Regions from separate parts of the Homo sapiens genome. Here region 1 is linked to region 2. Evidence: chromatin loops called from intact Hi-C (ENCODE). Cell type or tissue: Caco-2. All regions are shown on one strand. Links, peaks and the distances in the headings refer to the core of each region. The heading gives the core; the rest is flanking DNA. Region 1 overlaps LINC00434 (long intergenic non-protein coding RNA 434). Region 2 holds the start of LOC105370228 (a long non-coding RNA gene).

Evidence for each region. Peaks named below come from ENCODE experiments on the same cell type or tissue, not always from the same donor. Only the 100,000 strongest peaks of a DNase experiment are listed, where the experiment ranks them.
Region 1: a loop joins it to region 2, with 7 times the contacts of the local background. A loop is called at or near these places in 3 of 110 quality-filtered maps.

What each region holds. Positions count from the first base shown.
Region 1 is chr13:60,221,681-60,237,378 of GRCh38, forward strand. LINC00434 (long intergenic non-protein coding RNA 434) reads right to left here. Exons shown (of 3, transcript NR_047022.1): 2 at 4,925-5,138. Among named protein-coding and RNA genes, the nearest start is that of LINC00434, 39 kb to the right of the region's middle. In Caco-2, for the core only: a CTCF peak has its summit at 5,045; a DNase peak (open chromatin) is centred at 5,051.
Region 2 is chr13:60,320,875-60,336,572 of GRCh38, forward strand. LOC105370228 (a long non-coding RNA gene) reads left to right here and starts at 7,551. Exons shown (of 3, transcript XR_942002.3): 1 at 7,551-7,694. RefSeq lists a silencer at 8,825-8,894. In Caco-2, for the core only: CTCF peaks have their summits at 8,942 and 9,146; a DNase peak (open chromatin) is centred at 8,887.

The DNA.
Region 1 (15,698 bases), core at 4,247-12,246, 99 kb before region 2:
TCAGGAACCAGCAAATGTGGGTACAAGCTGTAACACAGGCAGGCTGGGGCACACCCAGCCCAGCTGTGGGCTGAGCTGGTGCACGAGCCAGGCGCAGCCTGGTGGGCCGAGTGGATGAAGTGCCTCCTGCAGCCAGCCTGGGGCCAAGTGAGGCCTAGGTGGGGGCATCGCTGGCCATGGAGGGCCCCAACTGGCAAAGTGGCAGACAAAAATCCTGCATCACAAAGATATACTCCTAAGTTGCTTAGACTTTGACATAAGACTGGAGAGAAAAGAATTTTTCTTCCAACACAAGCAAGCATGCCAAACCTTACTTTGCTAAAGGGAACTTTGATCCCAGAGGCACTATTCTACAGACAACAGTTCCCTGCATTATATTTGAGAAGACTAACCATCTTTAGGATGAGCCCCCATTTTCCAGTTCTAGAGTGGGATCCTTGGTTTTTATAAATCTACAAGGGAAAAACATTTCCATATCCTAAACAAAGCTACCTGGCAGAATAGCTACGTTGGGCAGATTCAATAGTAAGGACCTACTTGCGTAGCGCAAAGCTAGATGTGTCAAAGCGTTATGAATTGTTCATAGTATGTGATAATCATGATTATATATTTCAATGTTGTACCTTTGCATGGAAAGCTTCTTTGACTGTGTTTTCAGTTTCTCTGTTGTTCCTTCAAAGCAGGCAGCCACCATCTCTGAGAGCTGCTGCTATTATAGTAAATAAGAAGTTATGTGCTTCCTATCTGTCTCCTCATAACTAACTCTCTTCATTAAAGTTAGAAGGAACAGTGGTATGCTGAAGCTGGACAATACAGCCTCATTAGAGCTGACTGTTATATTTTTAGGAATTTTATTTTATTAGGTTGGTGCAAAAGTAATCAAAAGTCATGGCAAAAACTGCAATTACTTTTGCACCAAACTAATACATCCCACTATTAAAAATTAAATTGTATAACCTTAGAATTAAATAAATTTCTTTTAAAAAAAGGTAACAAATAATCCAAACTCTTCACATCTTGGTGATTTTACTACATTTTACAACAATCTATACACAATATTTATGTTCATTTTATCTATATGGTAGAAATATCATGTAAAAGTGTGCAACTCTTTTCCACTCCACATTCAGCGATGTCAGGTGGGTAGCTTGAAATCAACTATGAGCATTTACACCATGGAAATTGGCAAACATAAAAAAATAGGGCTTTTATTTCAAGAGAACTAGTTGTTAAATGTTTACCATCACACCATTGACAACGAGAGTATAAATAGATGTCAATTCCTTTGCCAATACTTGACAAAACAATTACTTATGTTTACATGACTGGCTAGTGAGACATTTTGCCATCAACTAGCTATTTTTATAATGTTGTGAGCCTTGATACTCACAACTGAATTCCCTCATTCTCTCTTTATCACCAGTGAAAATTGTAAATCAGCAGCAATAAAGAATTAAATTGGGTTTCAACAAGAAATAAAAATGATGCCAATCAACTATGTGGGTAGAATTTTATGCTGTTAGAAAATAAGTAAATATATGAAACTCATAAATCTATTGCATGAATATATCAGTCAGAGATGGAGAAAAAGCTATCACAAGGGGAGGGACATAAATTGTGCTTTGTGAAAAGAATGTACTAAAATAAGGAAATGCACTGCATGGGTTCATAATTTGGTAATAATATGAGTTCATTAGTTGCTATATGTTTTCTGGGCAGTAGTTTGTCCCTGATAGAAAGCTTTACTGAAGATCCTGGGATCAGGTCACAGAAGAATGATTTAGTGAACATCTAATGGCTGTTGTCAATGTGCTCACATTCAAAGCCAGGCCCATCCGTAGAGGGGATCCCTTGTGTGGTGCCTTTCTGTTTCGTTTCCTTCACCAGGGAAGTCACAGTATTGCTGCTCCCTGGGAGTCCAGGCCCTGAGCCCCAGAGAATATTCACCTCCACCTATGTCCTGCATCCCCAGTCCTTAGTGTTTGTCTAATTATTAACCTTATTCCTGAATAATTAATCCTAATAACATTTTCATTGGTAAGTAAGGGATATATATATGTGTGCGTGTGTGTGTCTGTGTGTGTGTGTGTATGTGTGTGTGTAAGAGTTCTGCTGTAAAATTTCAGAGGACCAAAAAACTCTGTGATAAAGATAAATAGTATTTAATTTAATATATTTAAAAAATTAAACTTAATGCAAAAAACCCATGATTCATAGAATATCAAAATCTGAAATAAAGACAGGATTAGACTTTAGGATAAGGGTGCTGTTCCCACTAGTGAACCAGGCTTCCAAGTGGAATGCCTTTCTTCCCATTTTCATTTGTCTCCCGCGAGTTTGCTCAATTAGCTCTTTCTTTTCTCTCCTAAATTTTCAGCTTCTAGCTCTGTATAGGCATTCATTTCCCAAAGCCTACAAACTTGCTAAAGTTCCAACCACCTTTGAAACAAAAACAAAAGGAAGAACTGCCTCATTTCAATTCCTTTGATTTTTCTCCTGCTAACATCCCACACATTTTCCTTTATACCAAAGTTCCTTGAAAAAGTAACCTGTGCTCAGTGTCTTTATGTTTTTACCTCCCGTTTGGCATTTCTTCAATGCACAATGTTCATTATTCCTGTCTTTTGTGTGGGGGAGGTATACAGGGTCTTGCTCTGTCACCTAGGCTGGGGTGTGGTGGCACGATCTCGGCCCACTGCAACCTCCGCCTCCTGAGTTCAAGCAATTCTCTTGCCTCAGCCTCCTGAGTAACTGGGATTACAGGCATACGACACCATGCCCAGCTAATTTTTGTATTTTTTATTAGAGATGGGTTTCACCATGTTGGCCAGGCTGGTCTTGAATTCCTGGCCTCTAGTGATCCGCCCACCGTGGCCTCCCAAAGTGCAGAGATTGCAGGCATGAACCACCGCACCTGGCCACTCCAGTCTTTTTGAGAAATCTCTTCTTTTTGACTTCTATGATATCACTTTTTATTATTCCTTCTTCTACCTCCAAACATTCCTTCTCAGTCTTACTTGGAATCTCATTTATTTCTGCCCTCTCTTAAAACGTTGGCAATCGTCAGGTGCTAGCATCATCCTCTGCTTCCCTCACCCCTCCTTCAACGACCACACCAACTCCCATGAGAGAACTATCAAAAACAAGCACACAACACTTATTTCCAGCTCTGAAGTCTCTCCTGGATACAGATTTTTATATAGGCAGCCTACTAGACAGCCCCTCTTGGCCACTCATAGACACCTCAACCTCAACATATCTTAACACACTCATTACGTAGCTCATTCACCACCGCTCTGGCTGGCTTTACCTCTACTATTTATCTCGTTGAATGGCACCAGGAATTCAACAAGGAAGCATGAAGCCACTCTAGAGTATTCCTTTTCCTCAAAGGCTAGAGACCTGAGTACTCCTAAAGACACCACCTCCAGCATCCGTGGAGCTGCCAACAGAAGCCCTCAGAATTTCACTTACGGTTTGCACACAGGACTTGTGGGACAACCTGTGATCCTGGAATGACATCCCACATTATCACAGTGTATTCCTCTTCTCTGCCCTCACCTTCTGCTTCTCTTATTCCTGCTTCCTCTGTGCCAGAAATGCTAGCCTTCCTGCTTCTCCCTGGACCTTTCTTCCTCCAGATACACAGCTCCCCACCTTCCTTTGCTCATCTGTCTACTGATAGAAATATCTGTCATTGAGCCCTTTCCTAACCACCCCACATAAAATTAGTAACCTACTCCCCTACTGTTCTCTTATCTTCCTATCCAGCTTCATTTTCCTTCTTAGCACTTATACACACCTGACTTATTTTGTTTGTTCATTTTTCTTGTCTATTAAAATGTGCATCCCCTGAAACCAGGGTCTAGCTTACTAACTATATTTTCATCCCCTAGAACAGTGTTCAATCTTTAGTAGAGACAAAACATACATTTGTTAAATGACTGTATGATTAATTCCTGTCATACCTACTCCTTCAACATTTATCGTCTCAGTTTCCTTGGATATTCCTCACATATTCAACAAATATTCACTGAGCTCTTCATACAAGACCTGCAGAGTGCTGGCTGCTGCCATTGTCGCTGCTGCAGGACTCATTGTCTCCAGCCTGGACTCTTGGAATTGTCTCATAACTGGTTTCCTTGCTTACAGTCAGTTCTCCTTTTTACCTGTTCTTCATGCTGTTGCTAGGTTGTCTTTCCAACTTAGCTCACATTGATAGCTTCTCTGTGAAGCCTTTCTCAATAATTTCAGTAGAATGTCTTGACCTTCCTTGTGCCTCAATGTGCCTTGTACAGATGGCTGTCATAGCACATACACTATGGCACTTTGCTGAACATATTTATACATCTGTCACGTATTATTTGACTATAAACTCACTGAGGACAGATGTTACAGTCTTTTATTTGCCCTGAGTTTTATTTATCCTCACTATTTAACACAATACCAGGGCTAACATGAATGCTTGATAAATATTTGTTGAATAAGTAACATCATAGTGTTATCAACAAATTAACTGTCTTTATGCCAGAGAGTCTAAAGCACTTACACACAAATCATAGTATGTTTTTCCAACTTAAAAAAAAATGATTTGAACATACATCTTTGTATGATAGGTAAAAAGCAGGTATTATTATCTCCCTCTAACAGAAGGAGGATTGGATTTGTATCTGCTTCCTAAGATTACTTTGCACCCATAACTGGATTGATAGCATCAAGTCTAGTGTGCAGATTATTAAATTGGATGCTGAGGGATTAGCAAAGAAAAGTAGAAACATTCTCTGCCTTCAAGGATCATATTACCTGAAGGGGAAGACAATACCCATAGAAAATAGGTAGGAAAATAGGTCCATTGAAGCTCTTCTAAACAATCCTAAAAATGGACCACTCAAATATTGAGAGAAAGGAAAAATGCTGAAATTACCTCTGTAACCAAACTGGAACTTCTTTTGGAGATCAGCATCTGTATTTAGATGACAGCTGCTCTACCCAGAGGGCTGTACACAGGGAGACAAGTCACCTCTTCCAAGCCTGCAGTGCTCCCTAACGGCCAGCTGTCCGGAGCATGCAGCAGAATGGCAGCATCCTGACAGTTTAATTCTGAGCATCACGTCTGCAATTTACCTGGAGGGAAGAAGCTGAAGGCAGAATGCATAGGGAAATGATGATGAATTCCTAATGACTATTCTAGGTTAAATACTACTGACAAGTCAATGGGTAGAAGGTTTCATTTTGAAGGAGGCTGCTAAAAAGTGATTAACACCATATTTCTAAAACTAAATCAAAACTCTACCAGGGATTCAGCTTCAAAATTGTGATAGTCTGGTTTTCCAGGAAAATGACTGTGTACTAAGAGAACAAGGCAGGGAAGTCAATTAACATTTCTAGGCACTTTTTATGTGTTTTAAATAGTTCTTTCAAACCCTCTCCCAAATGAATCCTCACAACAATATTGCAAGATAAACATTACTAATTCCGTTATTATAGATGAGGATATTGTAGAAAATAAAGGTCCACATGAAAACAGTATGTCTTTCTATCAATGTGGACTCATGAATACTTATTGTAATCAGTAGGTTATAATCTATTAGTCTCATTTATTTTGTTGCCTTTCCCAGCTTTGACCATGGGGAGTTCCCTCAAGTGGACTCTGGTGTCCTTTTCACATGACTCATCAATTTTTTATCATTTCCTTACTTTCTGGCATCACAAGATATTTCAGGCTCCCCTTGTATTTTTTTTTCCTCAACTCTGGAATCAGCCAAGGAGCACTGGTTCCTTTTATTAGAGAATGGTTTTAAAATGAAAATGAGATCTGAGTGCTGGTGGGGCTCATTTGCCAAGGTGATGTTGTTTCTAGGTGCTCACAGAGAAAACAGATGAGAAATATATACATGTATACACATACATAAGTTCCACATACATCCATCTACATCTTTTTCTATCTCTAGCTATCTCAAATATATCAAAAACACAAGTTCACATTGATACCTCAGATTCCAAACCACCACCTCAGTGTTCATTCAAGCCTGTCCCATCTCTGTCTCCAATAGTGAGGAACCAGACTCTCATTACCCCCAATATATTTATTTGAGCAGTCCTAGAACATACACAAAGTAGTTACTGAATTGCTAACTCATACTCCAGTGAAAAACAAATTCAGTAACTAACAATATTTGTGAACAGTTTTTTTTTGTCTTTAGCCTTACAAAATATAGTCAAAACATTGTTTTTCAAATTTGTTACTGTATTTCATTTTCGATGTTCTCTACTTCCTAATTCATTTTGACTATTTATTCAGTATGACTAATGTGATCATGATACCAAAAGTCAAAGCATATGTGTGTGTGTGTGTACATATGTATCTATATATATACATATACATACATATATATACACACATATACATATACATATATATATATACATATACATATATATCTAAAGGTATAATCAGAGAAATGTCACCTCCCTTTAGCCCTTCTCCTTTGTTCCTGCTCTCCCATTCTTTCTATTGAGTCCCTACCCATCTCCTTTGGGTAACCAATCTCATTAGTTCAAGTTTATTCTTATTATGTTTCTATTTGCACAAATAAGAAGATACATGTATATTTTCTTTTCCCTTTTTTCTTTTTTTTCTTTTCGTTCTTTCTTCTTCCTTTTTTTTTTTTTTTTTTTAGAGATTCTCACTCTTTTTCCCAGGCTGGAGTACAGTGGCATGATCACGACTCACTGCAGCCTCGACCTCCTAGACTCAGGTGATCCTCCCACCTCAACTTCCTGAGTAGCTGGGACCATAGGCTCATGCCATCACACCCTGGTAATTTTTGTATTTTTTGTAGAGACAGGGTTTCACCATGTTGCCAGGCTAGTCTCGAACTCCCAGGCTCAAGAAATACACCCACCTCAGCTTCCCAAAGTGCTGGGGTTACAGGCATGAGCCACCACACCTGGCCTTATGTGTGTACTTTTTAATACTATGTTATACACATTAGGATGTACATAACATCCTAGGATTACATTTGGCTTTTTCACTTAAAAGTATATCCTGGGGCTGGGCGCGGTGGCTCATGCCTGTAATCCCAGCACTTTGGGAGGCCAAGGTGGGCGGATCACTTGAGGTCAGGAGTTCAAGACCAGCCTGACCAACATGGAGAAACCCCGTCTCTACTAAAAATACAAAATTAGCCGGCATGGTGGCACATGCCTGTAATCCCAGCTACTCAGGAGGCTGAGGCAGGAGAATCACGTGAACCTGGGAGGCAGAGGTTGCGGTGAGCCGAGATTGCACCATTGTACTCCAGCCTGGGCAACAAAAGCGAAACTCTGTCTCAAAAAAACCCAAAAAACAAAAAACATATATCCTGGAAATTAATCCGTATCACTAGTTTCTGGCTGAACGTTCCTGGTCTTTTAGGTAACAAGCTTCTGCTTTGTTCCCCAGTTCTGACAGGAGTTCAATTGTCCAGAGAGCCTTTCTCCTCCTCAAGATCCCAAATTTGGCTGATGAAATCTTTGTCTCCCTTTTATTTTTGTTCTTTGAGGGGACCTTTAGTCTATGTCTCTCTTGGGATTTAGATAACACCATCCCTGGGGCATGGCCGAATCCGGTTTCATCTTTGAACCCTGTCACTTAAGGGGTTCAGTGCTGCTTCAGAGACCAGGTGGCTAGGGGAACGTGTGTAAAAATGGAATAAAATGCACCTGATAAAGGTATGGACTTAGAAACAATGTGGAAACATGAGGGCATCCATCTGGGACTGGCTTTACCTTATCCTACCCTCCTCCCTCCCCATCACACTGTCTGTTGCTTCTTTGAACCATCTCTACTTCTTTTCCTTTTCAAAGCAACTCTAATGTTTATTTCATCTACTCTCCTCTGTGTGCCGGTAGAAAGGGGATTATTTCTTTTCTCCAAGGTTTCCCCTGTTGAATGAGGTCCCTTGATAACAAACTTTCCAAATCAGTTGTTTCCTAAACATATTTTCAAACATTCAACTAGCTTTGGTCTTTGCTAGATCCTCTTTTGGGAGTGCCTTTCTACTCCTCTACCTGGAGAACTCTGGCTCAGCAGATAAATATATCATTATCTTTGTCACATGGTCCCAGTCTCCCTTTTCCTGGAAACCCTGTGGAATGAGTTCATCCCTCCTCTATGCTCCTACAGCTCCCTGTGTACTTCTTATTACAGCATTTTCCACATTATGTCATTATATAGTAATTAGATGTTTGCAGATCTGTCTCCCCCCACTAGACCATGACTGCTTGAGGCCTGGGATAATTATGTTTCATTCTTCTTTGTGTCTCCAGTGCCTTGCAGTATCTGCCACATAGTGGGTGCTGAGTAATGTTTAAATGATTTCATTAACTATACTTTGTCACACATGCACAGTCATTTAGCACAGATACAGAAAGAGAGCAACTCTAAAGAGATTTCACGCATTCTGCTAATAAGGAGGAAACTAAAGCACTATGGTTAAGTCAGAAGTTTCTGTTTTTTAGCTGCTGATGAGATCTTGCCCCAGCCTTAGAGGCACTGAATAAAATGGTCAGATTTTCCACATGCTCAATCCAGGCCAGTAGGAGAAGTTTCACTCTTGCCCGGACCAAAAAGTCTTAGAATTACAATGATGGATGGGCTTATGGAATGGCTCTTCCTCTTCTAGGAGCAAATGTCTATAATAATTTAGGTCCCATTGGGTTGTGTCTCAACCATGCAACTGGATTTATTAATTTGACCTTTTAATTACTAACAATCTGCTGACCTGAAATTTCTTCAGATCCTCAGAGCAAGGAAATAAACTTCTCCAGGAGAGAGAATAAAAATAAAATAAAACAAAAGCAAGTCTGGCACCTAGCTATGTTGGTGTCTTCCAAAGTATGAACACCATAATAAAGGCTTTCTGCTTCTGTTTCATTATGTGACAGTCAGAGACTGTAAACACTGTCGGTGGCAGAGAAAACAGTGTCTAGAAACAAATAAGAGAAACTAAAGATGAAACTGGGAATATGTGCACAGCTTATGCTTTGGTATTCTGTGGTCATGACAGCTTTTGCTCTTATGAAAGTACTGAGTGTGGTGTTCTTTTTCCCTGTAATGATTTCTGAAACTGTGTGACTTGTGGAATTTGCCTTAAAAAATGCAGTGAGTGTTTAATCGCTCAGGGTGTGAGTAACCACATTCTGTTCGACTATGCTTCCAGCCCTCACTTTCCTCCTTATCAGTGACAGTACTCCAAACACTTGTCTCAATTTTCAGATCAAAGCTGATGAAAAACAGACCTCTAAAGGGTTGAATTGCCTTCTGCATTTTTGTTCATCGGAAGAAAATACCTATACCACTTGAAAGGGCTGAGCTTTTTTAGTGCCTCATCTGTAGATTGTAAATTCTGTTTTGCCTTCCTGCTTTGCTTATTTCTTACTCTGTCAATGTCATCTGCTTCAAGAAATGTATCTTTTAATTAATTATTCTTGTCTCAAGTTGTCTGCTGTGGCTCACTGTCAGGGCAATAATTCATATCGGTAAAATAGGATATGTTGCTAAATGGAAATATCTTGGCTTATTTCAACATGAGATTAACTTCATTTACCCAATAATCACCTTAAATGAGTTTTCAGATAAATCTTTTTGTTGTTTATATTTTATTTGAAGTTGCATACAACATTGCTTTTCTAAAAGAGCAGAAATTTGGAAGCATGAGAACATTAAACTATAGAAGACCCTAGAAGTCTGATTGAAAAAACATTTAGAAGGAATTCTAAAGCTAGAAGCCAAGTCCAACGACACAACAATAACAATTCCATTCATATTCTGATCTATGGGAAATCTCCAAAAAAGGCCTCCCAGAAATGCATAATAAAATATGGATAGTTTTGAATAGGTTACACATGGTTTGCCTGAGTTTATTAAAACAATGGAATCAGTTATAAATAGTGCAGAAAAGATTAATAAAGTAATTGAAGGTAAATAAATTTAAAACAAATAGAAACAAGATGGGTGACAAAATAAACAAACCTCTATGACTTTTCCAAAGGCAACCTTTAAAAACAATGGTAGGCACGTTCTCACTCATAGGCGGGAATTGAACAATGAGAACACTTGGACACAGGAAGGGGAACATCACACACCGGGGCTTGTCGTGGGTGGGAGGAGCGGGGAGGGATAGCATTAGCAGATATACCTAATGTAAATGACGAGTTAATGGGTGCAGCACACCAACATGGCACATCCATACATATGTAACAAACCTGCACATTGTGCACATGTACCCTAGAACTTAAAGTATTAAAAAAAAAGGTAGATTTTCAAAGCTATTTACTAAAGTGAACAAAAACAAACTTTGTATTATTTGGAGAACCATAATTTAGTCCAGTTGGGAAGAAATTGAGGTTCAAGGATTTACATGTACTGGTAGAGTATTTCTGAAATGATAGGATCAGAAGTATTATTGAATTTAGAATTTTTTTTAGTTTTGGAATATTTGCGTATACACAATGAGATATCTTAGGAATGGGACCTAAGTCTAAACATGAAATTCATTTATATTTCATACACGCTTTATACACGCAGCCTGAAACTAATTTTATGCAATATTTTAAAATAATTTTGTGTAAGAAAGTTTTGACTGCAACCTGACATACGAGGTCAGTTGGGGAATTTTCCACTTGGGGCATGATGTCGGTACTCCACAAGTTTCCTATTTTGAACCATTTTTTTTCTTTTTTTTTTTGAGATGGAGTTTCACTCTTGTCACCCAGGCTGGAGTGCCATGGCATGATCTTGGCTCATTGCAACCTCCACCTCCCAGGTTCAAGCGATTCTCCTGCATCAGCCTCCCAAGTAGTTGGGATTACAGGTATGCACCACCACACCCGGCTAATTTTTGTATTATTAGTAGAGACGGGGTTTCACCTTGTCGGCCAGGCTGGTCTCGAACTCCTGACCTCAGGTGATCAGCCAACCTTGGCCTCGCATAGTACTGGGATTACAGGTGTGAGCCACTGTGCTCAGCTTTGAAGCATTTTTGATTTGAGGTTTCTGACTAGAAATGCTCAACCTGTACTTCTGAAAGGAGGATATTCTTTTCAGTGTAATCCTTCAGGACCGATTTTGTACTCCTTTCCTAAGGGGAATGAAGGGTCATTCTTCTTTTAGTCCAGATATTAGGAGCACTATAGTAATGCGATATTTGGTTATTATGACTGCATGGTGTGGAAAGGTCACTGGACTAAAAAGGAACTGTAGGTTCTCATCCCAGATGCATCATTAACTGGTTTTGTGACCTTGGGAAAAATCAATGAATTTGATAAATATTCCTTAAGCACCTAGGTACTATGCAAGATGTTGAAGCTAAAATGACAATAGGAAAAGTTCTTCAACTTTCCCCTGAGAAAGACTGGCAGTAAAAAAATAATAATAAAGAGCTACACGTGCCACAGTAAGAAATAGATGGGATGGGGCTAGAGACAGAAATAGGCATTCCAGGAATTTCAAGCCCTTTGGCTTTGCTAGATTCGAGGGTGCTTGACAAGGTGGGCCGAACATAAGGCTGGAGTCATAGGCAGGGACCAAATTGTGCAGTGTCTTTTGCATTACAGTAAGAATTTGGACATTAATGATGTATCCAGTAATACTCAAATTTTAGTATGCAATCGAATTACTTGGAGGAGTTTATTAAAACACAAGCGTCTGCCCTTGAGTGACAGCATCCGAATCTCCAGAGGCAGGATCAGGACACATGTATTTGACAAGCCCCTCAGGTGCTTCTAGTGTACCCAAAAGTTTGAGAGCCACTGGTATAGTCAGTGAGGAACCACTGAAGACCCTGGCGTAAGGGAGTAACACCAGATTTGTATTTTAGAAAGATCACTCTGCAAAGAGCGTAGAGAACAGACTTGAGGGATGTGATCCTGGAGACAGGGAGACTGATTAAAAGATGATTTTCTTTATAACTCAGGACCCAGCCTCCTCTCCTGGGTATGTGTCTGAGAAAAAAATCTAATATATGTACCTTAGGAAACAGTAGAAAAGTGTTCATAGTAGCAATGTGTGTAGTAGCAAAAAAAAAAGACTATCCCAAATATCGATGAATAGGAGAATAAATTGTGGTATTTTCCCATAAGAGAATTTGCTACAACAGTGAAAATGAATGAATCAAATCTATATGCAATTAAATAGATGAATCTTACAAACACAGGGGTCCCCCTATCCTCAGGGGATATATTCCAAGACCTCCAGTGGATGCCTGAAATCTTGGATGTACTGAAACCTATATATCCTATGTTTTTTTCCTATACATACATACCTATGATAAAGTTTATCGTTTATAAATTAGGCACAGTAAGAGATTAACAACTAATAATAAAATTGGATAACTATTATACTGTAATAAAAGTTATGTGAATGTGATCTCTCTCTTTCTTTCCCTCTCAAAATATCTTATTTTACTGTACTTAGCCTTCTTCTTATGATCTGTTGATTTGATAACTGAGACCACTACTACGTGACTTACACGTGGGTAGCATGGACGTGTGGATATGGTGGACAAAGGGATGATTTGTGTCCAGCTGGGAAGAAGTGGGACAGTGCAAGATTTCATCATGCTACTCAGAATGGCATGTGATTTAAACTTATGAATTGTTTATTTCTGGAATTTTCTATTTAATATTTTTGGACCACAGTTGACCATGGGTAACTGAAACTACGGAAAACAAAACTGTGGATAAGTGGGGACTACTATAGAGTTTTGAGAGTAAAAAAAAGCAGTAATGAAAGACTACATACTGTGAAAGTTGTTGGTATCAAAATGGACTGACTTATGTCAGACGCTGGCAAAATGGAGTTAGGCAGTCATGAAGTGGGGGGATGCTTACACATATTTGCCAGAAACTATCACAAAAGATTCTGCCAAACCCATAAGATTGCATAAAACCACCACAACCTTGCACACCGCCCCCTGCCAAAATAAAAAAGAGAAAAAGAAAAAGAAAATACTTTTGTGAGGACATCTGCCTAGCAAATGCCTCTCCAGTCTTGGACCGATGCTACCCTTATTATTGATCCTTGTAGCCAAGGATAATTGTCTCACAACTTATGTAACCCTCCTCATTTTACCTTTAAAAACGCTTGTCTTTCTTTGCCTTCCTGGATGTGCGTATGATTTGTCACAGCATGTGTCCCACGTTGCAATGCCCTATTTGTTCCTGATTAAACTAAATATTTTTAGATAGCCTCTCTCTGTTTGTTATTTAGGTTGACAATACTATATGATACCATTCAAATATGGTTTTAAAGTGAACAAAATTAAACAGTTATATACACACATTGTTTTTCAACAAAGCAAGGGAATAAAACTACACAATTTAGGACAGCATTACCACTTGTAGAGGTCAGTGGATTTGGCTAAGGATAAAATACATAATATCTTCAATGGTGATGATAACATTTTGTTTCACTAGTTGAATGGTGGATTGATGGCTGTTTGTGTTTTGATTATGCTTCACAACTTATATTTGGTAACCAGTCTGTAAAGATGGCTCTCCAAAGCACGGTGCCTCCCAGTGTTCATGCTTTTGTATAGTCCTCTCCCACATTGAACCTGGGGGTTTAATCAAGAGGATGCAGCAGAAGTGACACTGTGTGACTTCTAAGCCTAGGTCATAAGAAGCCTTGTATCTGCCTCCTGGGCCTCTCAGAACACATGTTCTGAGAAAGCAAGCCACCATGCAGGAAGTCCAAATATCCAGACACCACCATGTGAGGAAGCCCAAGTCAGCCACATGGAAAGGCTGCCTGGAGACAAGGGATGTCTGGCTAGCTATTCCCAGCTGAGACACCAGTTATATAAGTGAAGAAGCCATCATGGGTGTCCAGCACAGTTGAGTCTGCAGATGACTTCAGCCCCAGCCACCATCTGACTGCAACTGCATGAGAAACTCCAAGAGACAACTGCCCAACTGAGCCCAGTAAACCCTCAGAACTGTGAGAGAGATTAGTACATCACTGTTTTAAGCCACAAAGTTGGAAATGGTTGGTCATACAAGAGATAGCCAGAACATGATGTCACATATATTATTTTGTATGCATCAAACACTACAATTTTTTTTTTTCAGAAATGAGATTATTAACACAAGTCGGAATCAGACAGTCTGGTTTCAAATCCTGGTTCTGCCACTCCTAGCTTCTGCGACTTATCCTGAATAAGCCACTTAACCTCTCTAAGAATCAGTTTTATCATCTGGGAAATGGGGAAAATAATAGTTCCTACCTCATAGGTAAGTTGGGAGGCTTAAGAAATACTGACTTTGTCTATTCTTATCTAGGCAGAAGGTAAGGACATTACAACTTGTAGGGACAAAGCAGTACTACACAAACTTGCTTCTTCTATGGATCGAAAGAGGAAAGGAAAAAGCTTTTGTAAATGAAATGTGGATTATAGCTTAAGAACTCCTATGAGTATTCATGGTAAACAGGATTCAGCTGGAACAAGTGGCTATAAAGTCTGTTCCCACTCTGTGGTTTTATGAAGATTCATTGATTTCCTGCAGTTTATTTCAGGTATAAAACATGTGAACTCGGATTTCTCAGAGACAGATTTCCCTGATTTTAGCATTATTTCTGTCCATGGCTTCCCTCTCCTGTGGAACTCTCCACTTTGGGCCCAGTCATCTCATGTTAGGTGAAAGCAAACAAATAAAGGCGTCATTCAGTCAATCCACTCGATGGCTGGTTAATAGATCACATAGAAGGAAGGGGCAAGGAAGGAGGAACAGGAGACTGATAGTGCTGTTCTTTCTGCAGGGCATTTGAAGTCTGGGAATAGAAACTGGACAAGTGATTTTAGGAAGCAATCTTGTTTGAAAGATGATTATACTCTAGGAAGGGGTGAAATATGACCATTGTGCATCCCACAGATATCCTCAGAATATGATGAAAGCCAATTTCTACCCTTTCCCATTTAGCTTGGTCCACAAACTACACGGTTCAGGAGGATTAGCAAAATGCCAGCCAGGAGGTAAGCATTGTCTGAAAAGCCTGTGGCCCGTGGAGCTTGTGAACCACAAAACATCAATATTGACATCAGCTGGAGGAGATCTGATGGGAATCAGGCATGGCATGACTGCAGGCTGCGTAGGGGCTAGGCACTCTATCTGCAGACCCTGGAGCTCATTCGGATCAGAGGATGACTTCCATCTGTTCTCCACACCCACCGGGGCAGAACAAAAAGGATGGGGTTATAATCCAGCAGGAGGTATATGGGTTAGTTGAGCTCCAGAGGTCTCTTTAAGCTCTAATTCAATGAAGACTGTCTTTCTTATCTCTGAGAAGAGGTAGCATTTTAAAAAACTGAGTTTGCTTTTGAAAAAAATTGCATTGTGAAGTATTTGTTGAAACTTCATAAATATCTGTGCTTTAAAAAATATTTTAACTGCAGTTAAATGTTCAGATTTGCTAGAGAGCTGCTGCAAAACTTCAGAGCTTTATTTACATAATCTTTCTCTTTACAGATTCCTTCTTTCTTCCACTGAATTTTGAGGAGGAAAATAAGTCATTTCTCCTCCAAGAAGTCCCTCTGCTTCCAGCAGTCTGCTATGGTTTTTAGTGGCAATCCTAAATGTCAGAAGGCAGGGTGAAACCTGTCATGGAAGCCTCAAGGTAGGATCTTTTGATACTTAGCTAGCAAGGTCTTGTATTGTTT
Region 2 (15,698 bases), core at 4,029-12,028:
AGCTAATTTTTGTATTTTTAGTAGAGACAAGGTTTCACCATGTTGGCCATGCTGGTCTTGAACTCCTGATGTTAGGTGATCCACCCGCCTCGGCCTCCCAAAGTGCTGGAATTACAGGCATGAGCCACCACGCCTGGTCAGGTGCCTCTTTTAACAGCAGATAGAATGTTGAAAGTAGGTGAGGTGTTTTAAGTAAGTAGAGAAGTATAGTATTAGGGTATGCTGTAATTCAAGTTGCGAGGTTTCTCCCCTTTCTCCTTTATTTCCTACTTAACAGTATGTGTCAGATATTGTGTTATTCTTAAATATAATGTGGTGAATAAAACAGACAGTCTCGGTTTGTTCAGAACAGACAGAAATTAAACATATAATTCCCTCAAAATAAAAAGAAACTGTGAAAGAGTGAGAGAGAGAGAGAGAGCACAAGCTACTACAAGAAATAATGATGGCAAAGCCCCATTTAAACTGAAAGAGGAAGGTGCTGGAAGTCCGTACTAAGTGACTGGTACTGTGACCCGAAGAACAACTGGAGTCAGCTAGATGAAGTGTCTGAGTAAGAGGGTTTTGGGCAGAGAAAACAGAAGGTGCAAAGGCCCCACGGCAGGCAAGAACTTGTCAAGCCCAAGGGCCCAAAAGAAAGCTGGTGTGGCTCAGTATAAAGGGGAAGGTGAGTAGGGAAAAGATGAGGTTGGAAAGATAGAACCATGTAGACCAGATTAAAATACCTGGATTTCATGTAAAAGGTCAAGCCATTGAAAGGTGTTAAATCTGGAGAGTGCTTTGGTCTTTTTTTTTTTTTTTTTTTTTTGAGACGGAGTCTCTCTCTGTCGCCCAGGCTGGAGTGCGGTGGCGGGATCTCGGCTCACTGCAAGCTCCGCCTCCCGGGTTCACGCCATTCTCCTGCCTCAGCCTCCCAAGTAGCTGGGACTACAGGCGCCCGCCACTACGCCCGGCTAATTTTTTGTATTTTTAGTAGAGACGGGGTTTCACCGTTTTAGCCGGGATGGTCTCGATCTCCTGACCTCGTGATCCGCCCGCCTCGGCCTCCCAAAGTGCTGGGATTACAGGCGTGAGCCACCGCGCCCGGCCGCTTTGGTCTTTTAAGATACCATAAAGATCACCTTGGTTGCCATATGAAGGCTTCAGTGGATGTCCTTCAGGAGAGGAATTAGGGACACCAGTTAGGAGGGCATTGCTCTCATGCAGGTGACAGAAAGTGTCTGAGGAACGAGGAAGAAAGCTGTAAACTGAAGGTATATTTTGGAGGTAAAATCCATAGGATATAATGATGAATTGTTGAGATGGCTGCTATAGGAGCTCATATTGATATCATCCCATCATCCCAGGGCTTGGGTTTTTCACATAAGAATCCTTTGTAGGCTAGATGTAGTGGCTCATGCCTGTAATCTCGGCACTTTGGGAGGCTGAGGCAGGCGGATCACCTGAGTTAAGGAGTTTGAGACCAGCATGACCAACATGGCAAAACTCCATCTCTACTAAAAATACAAAAATTAGCTGGGTGTGGTTGCACGTGCCTGTAATCCCAGCTACTTGGGAGGCTGAGGCACGAGAATTGCTTGAACCTGGGAGGTGGAGGTTGCAGTGAACCACGATCGCACCACTGCAATCCAGCCTGGGCAACAGAATGACACTCTGTCTCAAAAAAAAAAAATTTTTTTTTTAAAGAGTCCTTTCTAATATTGATGTCTCCTTGACAAGCATCTGGAGAGTCTCCCTGAAGAGGCCATCATGGAGCTGAACCTGTTGACTGGTATTCCCATTGTTTAAGTATTGGACAAGATCTGGAAGCCCATTAAGCCCATGCAGTTCTTGGGGGATTAACTTCCATAGATAAAGCTAAGGAAGCCATGGCTGCCAGGGCTAGGCCAAGAAGTGAAGGCCAACAGGCAGGCTACTATCCCCAGGAACACCCTCCCTGCCCAGCCCATTGCAGGTACCACACTGAACACAACTGCAGGCATCTCAAGTTGTAGCTGCAGATGGGGACTGGTGCCTCCCATTTTTATTTTAGCCATTTTGTCTCCTGCACCTACTTCCTTCATACAGTCTAGTCAGAATGACACCTCTGGGGCCTGGGTTCTCAGTCCAAGCTGAGGGAAGGCTCCTCTTTTTCAAGGTAATATTGAGGTAGTAACTCGGGTTTTTGCTAGTGCTTTGTTTACTAAGAACCTGCTTAAGTAGGGGTTAGGGAGGGAACCATGCTGAGGCATGACCAATGAGGAGAAGCAAGAAAGCCTATTGCCCCCCAGTCTTGTGCTCTCCTGTAGCCAGGCCACTGCCTTAGGGGGCTTTAGTCACTCCAGTGAAAGATAAATGTAACCTGCCTGATGATGTAAAAAAATAACTATTTCTTTCCTTCCTGACTCTAGAGGAGCTGGCTCCAGAAGGTTGAGGGCAATCCTAAATTAAGATTATATGCTATATTTACACTGTCTCTCTCTCTCTCTCTCTCTCTCTATATATATATATGTATATAAATAATGATACATATATATGTGTGTGTATATATATATAAAATGATGCATGTATATACATGTATATATATAATGATACAAAACAAAAGCCCTTCTGGGGTTTCTAGTGGTAGTTGAAACAGTCCCACACGAAATCATTAGAAAGTATTAGAAATAGTCCCACACCAATATGGGATAAGCTCCTTGACTTCTAAGGGGTAAGAATGCATCCTGCTGTGTGTTTTAGAATATCTTCCCCACCTTGTTTTGTGGCAGAGTAATGCCCCTTGATCATGTCCAAGTGTGTTTTTCACTGTCTTATTTCTGAATCATGTTTTAATTGCTTAGCCCTGCCACATGGGCCCAATGTTCATTTTTAGTATAATATACTAAATGATTTTTCCATATCAGTATAATAAAGGAGTGATGTGCAATTAAGAAAACATTGATGGCCCCATCACTTGTCTGGTCTCGTATCATACCTATAATAATTGGCAATGTTAATTGAGTATTTACTATGTGCCAAGTTCTGTACTAAGTGCTTGACTTTGATGTTTTATTTATTTATTTATGAAGTGGAGTCTCATTCTGTTGCCCAGGCTGGAGTGCAGTGGCACAATCTTGGTTCACTGCAACCTCTGCCTCCTGGGTTCAAGCGATTCTCCTGCCTCAGCCTCCTGAGTAGCTGGGATTACAGGCGCCCGCCACCATGCCTGGCTAATTGTTTTTGTTTTTTGTTTTTTGTTTTAGTAGAGACAGGGTTTTACCATGTTGGTCAGGCTGGTCTTGAATCCCTGACCTCAGGTGATCTGCCCATCTCGGCCTCCTAAATTGCTAGGATTACAGGTGTGAGCCACCACACCTGGCCAGATGTCTTATTTAATCATTCCTCTAACTCTGTGGAGTATGCATGAATTTTAGAGATTAGGCAATGGAAACTTACAGAGGTTAAGTGACTTGTCCAGTCACATGTTAATAAATAACAGTTCTGGGACTCAATCTCCTCTGTCTTCAAAGCCTGTGCTCTTAAGTACAATATGACATTGCCTCAGTATATCTGAAGTCATGATGAGATAGTAGACTGCTTCCAGAAAGGTCTCCAATGATCCCTGCCTCCTAATATTCACTCTCTCACGTAATCCCCTCCCTGTGACTAGCTTTTAATAAACAGAATGTGGCAATGGTGATGGGATGCCACTCTAAGATTAGATGATAAAAGACTGTGACTTCCATCTTAGCAGCACTCTGACTTGCCTTATTGCTCACTTGCTCTTATAAAGCAAACTGCTATGCTGTGAGCTGCCCTATGGAGAGGCCCATAATGCAAGGAACTGAGGGTGGCCTCCAGCCAAAAGCCCAGGTAGAAATGAATACTGCTAACAGCCACATGTGTGCACATGGAAGTGGATCCTTCCTCCCCTGAGCCTTGAGATTTCTGCCGATCAGCTGACACTTCGATTGCAGCCTGTGAGACTCTGAGCAGAGGACCTAGTTAAGCCATGGCCAGATTCCTACTTTACAAAAACTGTTGTTTCAAGCTACCAAGTTTGGGGGGTAACGTGTTACACAGCAATAGATAACTAATACAAATGATAATGTCAATATTAATAATATTAACAACTGTCCTAGTATCTTGCATTTATGTAGTGTTTCAAACTTTTCCAAAGAAAAATCAAGTTTCAGAATAATGAAATTAGAAAAATATATTTCTAGTATCTTCCCCTAAAACACAGCAGCTGCACTTGAAAGAACCACCTGTATTTTCAACAAGAAAAATTGGTATTTATTCACCTGTTTTCATTACCTTAAATCCCATCTCTAAAACCATTTGAAATATGGTATCTAGCAAGGGACCCTTTTTCTTCTTTGTACTAAGCTATTAGCAAAGAGATATGTTTAAGCATCTGGCCTGGGTGTTCTTTAGGACCTCACATTTGTAGCAGCCAGTTGGACTTCTTAGCCTGTGCTGGGGTTTCCTAATCCCTGTATCAATTCCTGCTCCAAGAGAGGGACATGGATTTTAAGCTGTCAATCAATATTTTTGCCAGTTGAGATGAAATATAAGGGGTGAAAGAAAAAAGCTAACATAAGACCAGAGCTCAAATTGGGCAAGACTACAAAGAATTTTTCCAGAAAGTTTTCCCAGAAGGAGCTAATTATTGTGGGAGAAAGTAATCTTCATGTTTGGCTTGAATAACCACAGAAACAACAAAATGCAAATATTTAAAAAATAATGGGAAAATAGAAGAAAAATTTTGATTATACTCTCGGTGGGCTTACTTTAAAAACAAAAAACCACTGAGTGTATGTGTAAATATGTATATACCTACACATACACATTAGCAGAAAGGGAAACATGGGAAATTCACTAAAAACGTACTTATTTTGCACATAGTTATAGAGCAAGGAAGTCCTGAATGTAATTGTAAAGGTTACACCACAGAATAAGATAAACACAGGCTGGGCGCGGTGGCTGACGCCTGTAATCCCAGCACTTTGGGAGGCCGAGGCGGGCGGATCACGAGGTCAGGAGATCGAGACCATCCTGGCTAACACGGTGAAACCCCGTCTCTACTAAAAATACAAAAAAATTAGCCGGCCGTGGCGGCGTGCGCCTGTAGTCCCAGCTGCTGGGGAGGCTGAGGCAGGAGAATGACGTGAACCTGGAGCCGAGATCGCGCCACTGCACTCCAACCTGGGTGACAGAGCAAGACTCCGTCTCAAAAAAAAAAAAAAAAAAAAAAAAGATAAACACAGTCTCTACCCTGATATAGCCTAAATTTTAGTGGGATAAACAGATAAGTAAAAGCTAACGTAATAAATCAATAAATAACTACAGGTTGTGATCGTGATTGAAAGTAAAAACGAGGAATTGTTTACACAGGACATTCAGAAAAGGCTTGTCTGAGAACGAAAGAAAGTGGGGTCAGCTATGTTAGGAGCTGGGAGAGAGGTTTCCAGATAAAGGGAATAGCAAATACAATGGCCCTAAAATAGAAAGAGTGTAGACTGTTCTAGAACTGTCAAAGGTCAGTGAGCCTGGTGAAGAATGGTATGAAATGAGGAAGTGGTGGTCATAGGCCAGATCATTTAGGGCCTTATAGGCCCTGCAAAGGAGTGGGATTTTACTCTAAATTGAAAGGGAACGTATGTTTTCAAAAGATCACCCTTGTGGCTATGTGAGGAATAGATATAAACAAGCTAAAGTGGATGTCTGAAGCTAAGTAGGAAAAAAAGCCTATTGCGCTATTCCAGGCTAGAGATGAGAGTGGCTTAGAGCAGAGGTTGGCAAAAGACATAAAGAATAACGGACAGATTTTGGTGGTAGAATGAAAAGGACTTAAAGCTGAATTCGATGTGGAGGCTGAAGGATTGGACGAATCAAGGAAACCTCTTGGGTTGAGTGTTTCATATGTGAACATGGTGTCATGTATTGAACTGAGAAACCCTACAAAGATCTGTGTGTTGAGAGATCAGGAGGTTGGTTTTGAACATGCAATCTGAGATGTCTCTGAGAAATTCAAGTAAAGGTGTAATTTAGAAAGTCAGATCTATGAGCTTGAGCTAATATTATATTATATATATATTATGAATATAAAGTCAATCACATTCTGTAGTTAGCCTAAATATATCAATATACACAACATGAAGGATTATGCTTAGTAATGTAATTCTTTGATTTTACAGAGCTGAAATAAACCTCAGATTTTTCAAGTTATTTTTTACTTTTAATTGTCCAAACACAGCACCATTTAATTTTTTTCAGCTTCATGCTTTCTAATTTTTGAATATTTGAATTCTCCATTATAAAAATATTTTTAATATTTTTTAGAATATTAGAAAGCTACAGAAAGGGGGAGAGGTCTAAAATTTATGGAGCACTAACAACAGAACAGGCAGAAATGACATAACATTATTTCACTTAAATTCATAACAATCCTCTAGGATTACCTCCTTTTGGCAGGTGAAGAAGCTGAGGTTCAAAGCATTTAAGTTAACTTGTCCAGTGACATATGATCAGGATTCAAAGCCAAGTTTTCTTTTGGCACTAAAGGCCACATCCCATCTTTACAGAAGATGCAAAGCCCACAGCGTCTCCTTTCGTTTCTCTTTTCATTTCCACATTTTTTCCCCACTGTTCTTACATCTCTTTTACTGTTCAACCCAACTGAATTCAACAAACACTTGGAGCATTCCCCTACATTTGTATGGCTGGTAACTGCATTTCTGCTGAGTTTTGGACATGTTCTGTTCTTCACCTCCACTATTTGATGGCCTTCTGCCATTGTCTCAGCTGCTTAATAACGAGAAATTCCCCGTATCCCTTCTTCTCAAAATGTCATAAATAGCTGCTATTGCCTTGGCAATTTCCTGGACTTCCACATCCAGTGAGGATTGGCTGTTACCTAAACTGTTAATTTTCTCCTGGCTGTAATCCACGGGAAACTATATTCATTAACTCTGAAGCTTGCTTCCTGGAACAAACAACTTGATTTTCTTCCTCTTTGCTTCTTGTTCTTCTGTGTTTTCTTACTATATTTCCCGTTCTTATTTCACTTTTAATTTCATTAGTTTCTTTTTATGTTGTTTTAAAAATAATCTAATGCCCATTTCTAGTCTCAGTTTTTTTCCCTGCATTTCTATTTTTTTGCTAGTTGGAAGTGCACTATTTGAACCAGTTAGTACTTATTTATTCGTTTGTTTAAATAGACTAACAGCCCCAGCACAGGACTTGACCATTCCATATCCGAAAAAATTGGTAGTTGTCGTGGAGAGATATACCTATCTTAGTTAGATACATTAGTCAAAGGAACATCACATGATTTTTTTAAAACAAATTCCTCTGTAGCTATTTCTATGTGCCTGTCACTGTTAGAAGACATGAGCTATTACTTAATCTTCCTATTCACTCTGAGATAGCTACTATTATTATCTTGTTACAGATGAAGAAACCACAGGAACAGAAACTCAGAATAGAAAATCTATATCAATTTTTACACATGAAAATAGAACCTGACCCCTACCACCTGACAGAAGTTTTATATTTGGGGTATTGTATGATGGAAAAAAAAACCCAGAAAATGGGGTCTCTTACTGTGTAAAGAAGTGTAATGCTCCCAGAAGAAGAGAGTTCCACAGGGAGAGAACTGAGTAAGGAGACCTGACTTCCTCTGTGTGCAGGAAAGGCAGCTATGAAGGAAGACTGACCTCTTTGTGAAGGTAGGTATTTTGTTATCAAAAGGTGTCTTTCCTTTTGATAACAAAATAAAAAATTTATGTTAGCTAGAAACTTATCCTTTACTCTGCTAGTGCTCTACTAGAGCAATCTACATTTAGCTGTGTGTGATGTGCTTGTTTAAAGAGACCAAAGGAACATGGTGCCCTCAGGGAAGACGGCATCAGCTTCTTGAGTGGACCGTGGGTCACAGTTCCACGAGGTGATTAGCAGTGCTGTTTGGCAGTCTTAGAGGAGTATTCCAAAGAAATGTAAGACCAAACCTGGCAACCCTTATAGATTGGAGAATGCTTCCCTGAAAGGGGAAAAGAGGAAACTAGGAAACATTTGCATTTCATAATACACATGAATTGTTCGTAACATATAAGCATGATTTCATAGATAATCTTAAAAATAATCCAGTAATAATATGACACCGTGATAGCATTGTAAGTTAAAAAAAAAAAAATCACAAATCCGCTGGTAGCCTAACACCAACGAAACGTGGACAAATAACTTTTTGTTGAGAGTTACTCCTTTATCAGTAGCAACATTGTTGAGCTCTATTTGGAACCACAATGTATACATGAAGTAAAGTCTATTATTTGGAAATTTATAGATCAAATGAAAATAAGCCTACACTATAAGTTTAACCAAAGAATGCAAAATAAACTAGATTAATAATGATGAAGTGAACAGTCCTATATAATTAAAGAGTAAGACTAGTAGTGAAGAAAATTATGACTAACCCAACATAATACTGTTGATACACTGATGATAAAGGGTACTTTCAAAAAGCAGAAAGAATTTCAAGTATCTGCAATGTATAAATAGTGAGCAGTTTGCAAATTTGTTTAAAAGCCAGTAGAATGTTAATTTAGAGTCCCTAGTAAATTCCAAAATAAGTTTAATTTAATTTATGAATACCACATTGTAGTAATTCTTAGTAACTACTTACAAATTATTAACTCTCTTAGAAATGTTTTGGGCAGCATGTAATAGAAAACTCCAGCTGATATTGACCTAAGCCATAAGAATTCTTACTGTTTATGTAACAAAAGCCTGGAGGCATATGATTTGAGGATTAGATCAGCAGCTCCAGATTTTAGGGTACTTGCTTGATGTCTTTGTGATTATCTTGGACATCCCTGCAGCACCAGGCACCACATTCTCGGGCCTCAAAATTTAAAGACAAGAAGCAAGAGTGAGGCCAGAGTGGTGAGAGAGCTCCTCCCACAGGCCTGTTCCTGTTTATCAGGGAGAGAGAAACCTTTCCTAGAAGCCTGCCCATGAGACCTCTCAGGTCACGTTGGCCAGAACTGGGTCCATGGTCATGCAAGCTACAAGGGAGACCAGGAAAGTAAATATATGGGTTTTGTTTTGTTTTGTTGTTTTTTGTTTTGTTTTGTTTTTTTCCAGCTTCTAGAGAGGGAGAGATGAGCAAGGAAGAAGGAAGTTGGAAATGAGTGTTGGGCATCATTAATAAATGTTGGCCATGTTTTCTGTCTTAGTCTATTTGGGCTGCTATAACAAAATACCTTAGACTGGGTAATTTATAAACAATAAAAATGTATTGCTCACAGTTCTGGAGAATGAGAAGTTCAAGATCAAGGTGCCAGCTGATTTGGTGTCTCGTGAGTACCCATTCCTCAGAGGTGGTGCCTTCTATGTGTCCTCACATGGTAGAAGGGGGAAACGAGCTCTCTTAGGCCTCTTTTTTAAGGGCACTAATCCCACTCATGAGGGTGAATCCCTCTTGAAAAATCACCTCCTACAGGCTGCACATTTTAATTTTGTTGCATTGGGGATTAGGTTTCAACAAATGAATTCTCAGGGTATGGAAACATTTAGACCACAGGATTTTCCAAGTTTAGAAGCTCTTTCTCTGAATTTCTTACAACATGAAGCCAAGACTTCTTACATGGCAGGCCTTTCATGGGCCTATTCTCTAGCCTTCTCCCCACCTTCTCCCATAGACAACTGAGGTTCTGACCATTGTAAATGAATTGCAGTTCCTACACGTCAGCATCTGGACCTATACATTTACATCTTGGCTTTTCTATTCGCCCTTGAAAGAAACAGTCTGTGAAGTATGTTCCAGCCTTCTCTATAACCCCAGGAAAACTCCATTCTTTCCCCAGCATCCTGTATTCTTCTGTATCACTTGATCACATTGTTTTGTGTCTGTTTATTTGTGAGTCTTCCTCGCCAAACTCCAAAGGGGATTTTATTATGCTCACTTTGGGGCAGCACCTTGCACATTGCCAGGCATGGAATTATAGCTTCCTAAAGACTCCTTGAATGAAGGAATGGATGGATGAATATATAAATCTTTGGCCAGGCGCAGTGGCTCACGCCTGTAATCCCAGCACTTTGGGAGGCTGAGGCAGGCGGATCACTTGAGGTCAGGAGTTCAAGACCAGCCTGGCCAACATGGTGAAACCCCATCTCTACTAAAAATACAAAAATTAGCCGGGCCTGGTGGCACGTGCCTGTAATCCCAACCACTTGGGAGGCTGAGACAGGGGAATCGCTTGAACCTGGGAGTCTGAGGTTGCAGTGAGCCAAGATCGCACCACTGCACTCCAGCCTGGGCGACAGAGCAAGACTCCGTCTCAAAAAAAAAAAAAAAAATAGAAAGGAAAGGAGGGAGGGAAGGAAGGAAGGAAGATATAAATCTTTGGATTTAGTCCTTGCTGTCCTGTGTATGAATGTCCTGATATGAGCATAATTTTCTTTTTTTCTGCAGTTTTGCTCTCCTGCATATTTTCCCCTGGACACCCATCTTATCTGTGGAGCACAGCACCAACGGGCTGCTCCTTCTCTGGGCTGCTGATTTGTCCATTGTCAGTCCTCTGCAGGCTGCCTCCTAAGCCTCAGGTGCAGTCTGACACCTTGCTGCATTTCCTCTCTGCATTTACAGAGGATCTCCTCTGCGTTTTCTGCCTGTGATGCTACAGGGCAGCTCAATCTCAACAAGGCCCTGTCTGCTGCCTCCAAAAAGCCCTGTCCACTAAAGTAAGCCCGTTTCTTACCTCATCACTTTGTTACTAACTGTCTTTACTGATCACATTTTTCTCATTATATCTTCTAATAGGAGAGAATATTTTTCTTTATCAGAAAACGTTGTGTTATAAAAGAATAGAACTGATTTCCTATTTGAAGATTTTCACCACACCCAAAAGAGAAAACAAGAGAACACACAGTTTCTAAGGTTCTCCCTGGTTTCCTTACTTGCCTGGTCCCATTATGCCTGAGGAGGAGGGGTGGAAGGAGAGAGTTCAGCAGGAAACATTTCACTCTTTCCTGCCTCTTATTTATTTATAATTTTGAGAGTGCTCTGTCTCCAGGAGGGAAGTAATGCTTCTCTTCTCAAATTTCTCACTGACTTTCAAATGGGCTTAAATACTGATTTCTTTAGACTTCTGACCTAATGTATTCTACACAATATGAATCTGAGGTTCGATTTCTAGGTGGGTGGGTAAGAGGTGGAAAGGGTTTGTACTCAGAGCTCAGAACTGAGAACAAGTTGAAAGATTTGCCAATGTACAGGGGAACAAAAAGTGTGCAGAGGTCTCAGGAGTGCAGGCTTCTCTGCTACAACATGAGTTTTCATAACTTGAGCTGACTTTAATATGATTGATTCATTAGGGAACATTGTATTTTGTAGATTGCATTGGCTATAATTGGACAGAGATTGGGAATTAGCACCAATCAGAGCAAAACTGCTGTTCTGGTTGCAGCCAAGTTTGTTTAAATGGCTGGGTGATAAGATGGCTGATGAAGGCGGTAAGTGCTATCTTTAGATAAGCACTGAGCTAATTGGTATTTCTGGAGGTTACTGGAAAAGAAAAGCAATTAGTTCTGCGGTGACACAGAACCGGTCTTCCAAAAATATGGGGAAATTTTTAGTTTTTAAAATAGTGTGGGTGGGAGATTTATTGGCAATAAGTGGGTAGAGACCAGAGATGCTAAACTTGCAATGCACAGGACAGACCTACACAAGGAAGAATTGGCTTGCCACAAATCTAAAATTCCAAAAGTTGCATGTCCCTAATCTTCTGCCCCAAGGATGGGTATACCAGCTGGAGAGAAAGCAATATTTTGGGTTTATAGCTGTACATGAAATTATTAAAGGAAAGCCTTTATTCTGGACATCTTGAAGTCAAAATCCTATGGTTCCTTCAGCATCTTTCTCACTGAAACAAAAGTTGGTGTTTATCAAAGCTATTTTTTCTTTTAGGTAACAGGAATTTTCTTAAGAAGACAACTAAAAATCTCTTTTAGCAGGGCAGGTGGTAAAAGAGGAAGTCCTTCCCAGTACTTGAAATATTACAGATTCCCTTACCTAGAAGTGGAGTTTACTGTACTTGTCAGTTTTCCCCTCCACTTTGGGCAATATTTCAGTTCAAAAGAAAACTGCTGTGTGAGAGGGAAAGGTCGACCAACTTATGCTTCTTTTAGATGGTATCAGTAAATCTGAAGTATCTTCAATTTGCCTTCACTTTAGAATAAAATTTAGCTTACTATACTTACTCTTAGCCCTTAAAAAAAACACATCTCTTTCCAGTGAAAACTCAGTGCTCATGCTGATAGTCCACTTTAAAAGTTAATCTGTTTTTTCTCTGGTTATTTCTAAGATTTTCTCATGACTTGTAAGTTTGATTACTTTATCCCACAATTTCACTATATGTCTAAGAATGGATTTGTTTCATTTATCTAGCTCAGAATAAAGTATGCTTCTTTAGTCTGAGGTCTCATGTCTTCATTTCATTCTGGAATTCTCTTAGCCATTTATCTTCTTATCCCAATATTTTCATTCTATTTTCTATTTCTCTTAACTTCTCTTTCACATTTTCTATCTTATTATTTCTCTGTGCTGTGTTCTGGTTTATTTTCAAAGATTTATCTTCAATTCACTAATTTTTTCTTCTGCTGTATCTAAACCGTTATTTAACAAGTCTATCAAAGGTTTATTTTTAAGTGACTGTTATTTCCTTTCTATTGTTCTTAAATGGTCCAAATTCCTTCAGCTTTAAAGTTTTACTCATCAAAAACCCTATATCTTTGAACATCTTAAATATGTTTATATTAAAGTCCCCTTTAGATTGCTGTATTGTCATAGTTGTGAAATCTCCACTTTGTTGGGTTTCTTGTTTACCACTAAACTCTCTTATATATTATAATTTCTTTTTATGCATTCACCTTCTGTAAGTTATCTTTCCTAGCAGTATCATATGAGCCCTAGAGGTTTCCCTTAGGAAATTTTCCCATAGCCTCTATTGAGGTTCTGAACTATCATGTTTTCCAGTTTGAGATTTCTGCATAATGTGAATAATGTAAATTTAGATACTTTCACCTGAGCATAGATTTGACTTTTCCATGTAGACTCCTCCATATCCCCAACCAGATGGGCTGTTTCTGGGCTCTGTTTAAAGTCTACTGGCCTCATGGCAGGAAAATTCTTCCTTGGCTTCTCACTTTAGGCAATGAATCTAGTTCTTGCTGTGTGCAGGCTCTGCACTTTGAGTCTTATCTCTACAAAGTATTAAAGCCTCAATTATGGTATCCTGGTACTTCATAGGCAATGAAGCTTTAATTCCTCTTTACTTGGAGACTTCTTCATTTATGCAACCTGGATTTTTTTTTTTTTTTTTAGTGTTTAGTTTAGATACATGCTATTAAAATATTTTAAATGTCCTATCTAGATGTCTATGTTTTTTGATTTTTTGCTTTTCTGGAGGAGTGAAAAGGATTTCCCCTTCTGCTTAGTCCACCATTTGGACTGGATGTCATTCCAGGTCTTCTTGTCTTTACCACAAAAGTAATTTTCACTCTGGTACAGATTAGATGCTCAAGAAATAGTTGTTGAATTGTTATATAATTAAGGTTTATAGCACACTTTGGCTGAATTGGACCTTGTATAAAGGAGCTTTAAATCAATCTTAAGGAAAATACACAAAACAAGAGAAGAATACTGTTTTTGATAGTGTGTCAATTTGCTTATTCATTTTATAGCAGTTGTTTCTCTTTTTCACTGTGGAATTTCCTGTTAGGCTTATCTGAGAAATTTATTCTTTATAGTTCTATAATTAACCAGAAGTGTTTGGGGCTTTGGTTTCAGCAGATTCGGGGTTTAAATTTCAACTGTGCCACACTCAGATGTTCAAGCCACATTGTAGGGACTCAACAATTACTTGTTGAAGGAATAAATGAATGGATGGATAATTTAGCTAAGGATCAGTTCTTCCTATGTGAAATGTGGCCAATAATAGTAACCTCGCCATAGGGCTTTAGAATTAAGTGAGCTCACCTCTGCAAAGAACCCAGCATAGCGTTTAGCATAGAGTAAGAGCTCAGTGAGTGTTAACTATTATTATTATTCCATATAGTTACTTGAAATGCATATCTCAGGGCCTAGACATAGAAGAATTAAATAATTATGCATTCCCTTAACTTCTTTAACTTTTCCTGTTACTTTCATTCTTTATATCTTCTTTTAAAAAATGTCTACTCTTGGCTGGGCATGGTGGCTCATGCTCGTAATCCTAGCACTCTGGGAGGTCGAGGCAGGAGGATCACTTGAGGGCAGGAGTTCAAGACCAGCCTGGGGAACATAGTGAGACCCCATCTTTATTTAAATTAAAAAAAAGAAAAAAAAATCTACTCTTTATAGGGCCATGCTCATAGATGTCATTAAGAATCCAATTTGAATTCATAGTTCTATGATTTCCCCCATATTTCTGAAAAAAATCTGATTTTTTTATATATTAATAATATTGGAATAGTTGTTCTCCAAGTAAGTATTTATTACATTATTAGAAAAATTAAATCAAGAAAGTAGAGCCAAGTAGAGGTCTGGCATCACTGCACCAGTGAAAATACCATATCATATTATTCTAAAGGAGGAAAGGTTTCCCTGACTTAATAGATATTAAAAACCAGGAAGAAATAAAAACACAAATTTCCTTGAGGTCATTCTAATTTTCACTGATTACTTTTTAAAAGGGAGTTAAAATATCTTAAAGAAAACTAGATCATCATATAGTTTTTGTGCTATTATTTTCCCTTTAATATTCAACTACAATTTATGTAATTTAAACTATAAATTTTTAGAATTCCATTGTTTCCTTGCTTGATAATAAATACAGAAACGTATAGTGCCATCTTGTGAAAAAGATGCAGAACTGCATTACACTAATTTATTTGTGTAAGTTGAAATATAACAGGGGAAAGGGATATAGAGCTAAAAGTTGTGCATAATAAAGATTAATCAGCATATTTCTGTTAGCTAGATTTAATGTTAAAAAATAGAATTTAGATGGGTTTCCCAGCTGCCTAAATATTTCTGTAGCCTGGATAATAGCCAGAAAGGCAAGGGTAACATATTGAGTTGAAATTGTGCAAGGGGAACTACCAAATTTCAGAACATTTTTATTCCAAAGGGAAAAAGAAGAGAAAAACATTATGTCTGATGCTCTAAACTGCAAAGCTGTGTATATGATTGAACCAAAGATGTTGCTAACCACAATGGAGAGGAGAGGTGAAGCACATTACAAGGAAATTCAAGGCCCTTGGAATGATCTGATTAAACAGACAAAAGTGGCTACTTGCCTACTGACTCAGGAGCACTGTCCTTGACTGCTTTTCTTATTGAAACACCCCACACGTATGTATGTTGGAAATTGTTATACATTTTCATCAGGATAGTACAGAGATCTGGTGAAGGCACTAATATAGGGAATGAATTTGTATTTGAGGTGTTTTTTGTTTGTTTGTTTGTTTTTGAGACAGGATCTCACTCTGTCACCCAGGCTGGACTGCAGTGGCACGATCTCGACTCACTGCAACCTCTACCTCCTGGGTTGAAACCTTTCTCATCCCTCAGCCTCCCAAGTAGCTGGGACTACAGGCACACACCACCACACCCAGCTAAGTTTTATATTTTTCGTAAAGATGGGGTTTCACTATGTTGGCCAGGCTGGTCTCGAACTCCTGACCTCAAGTGA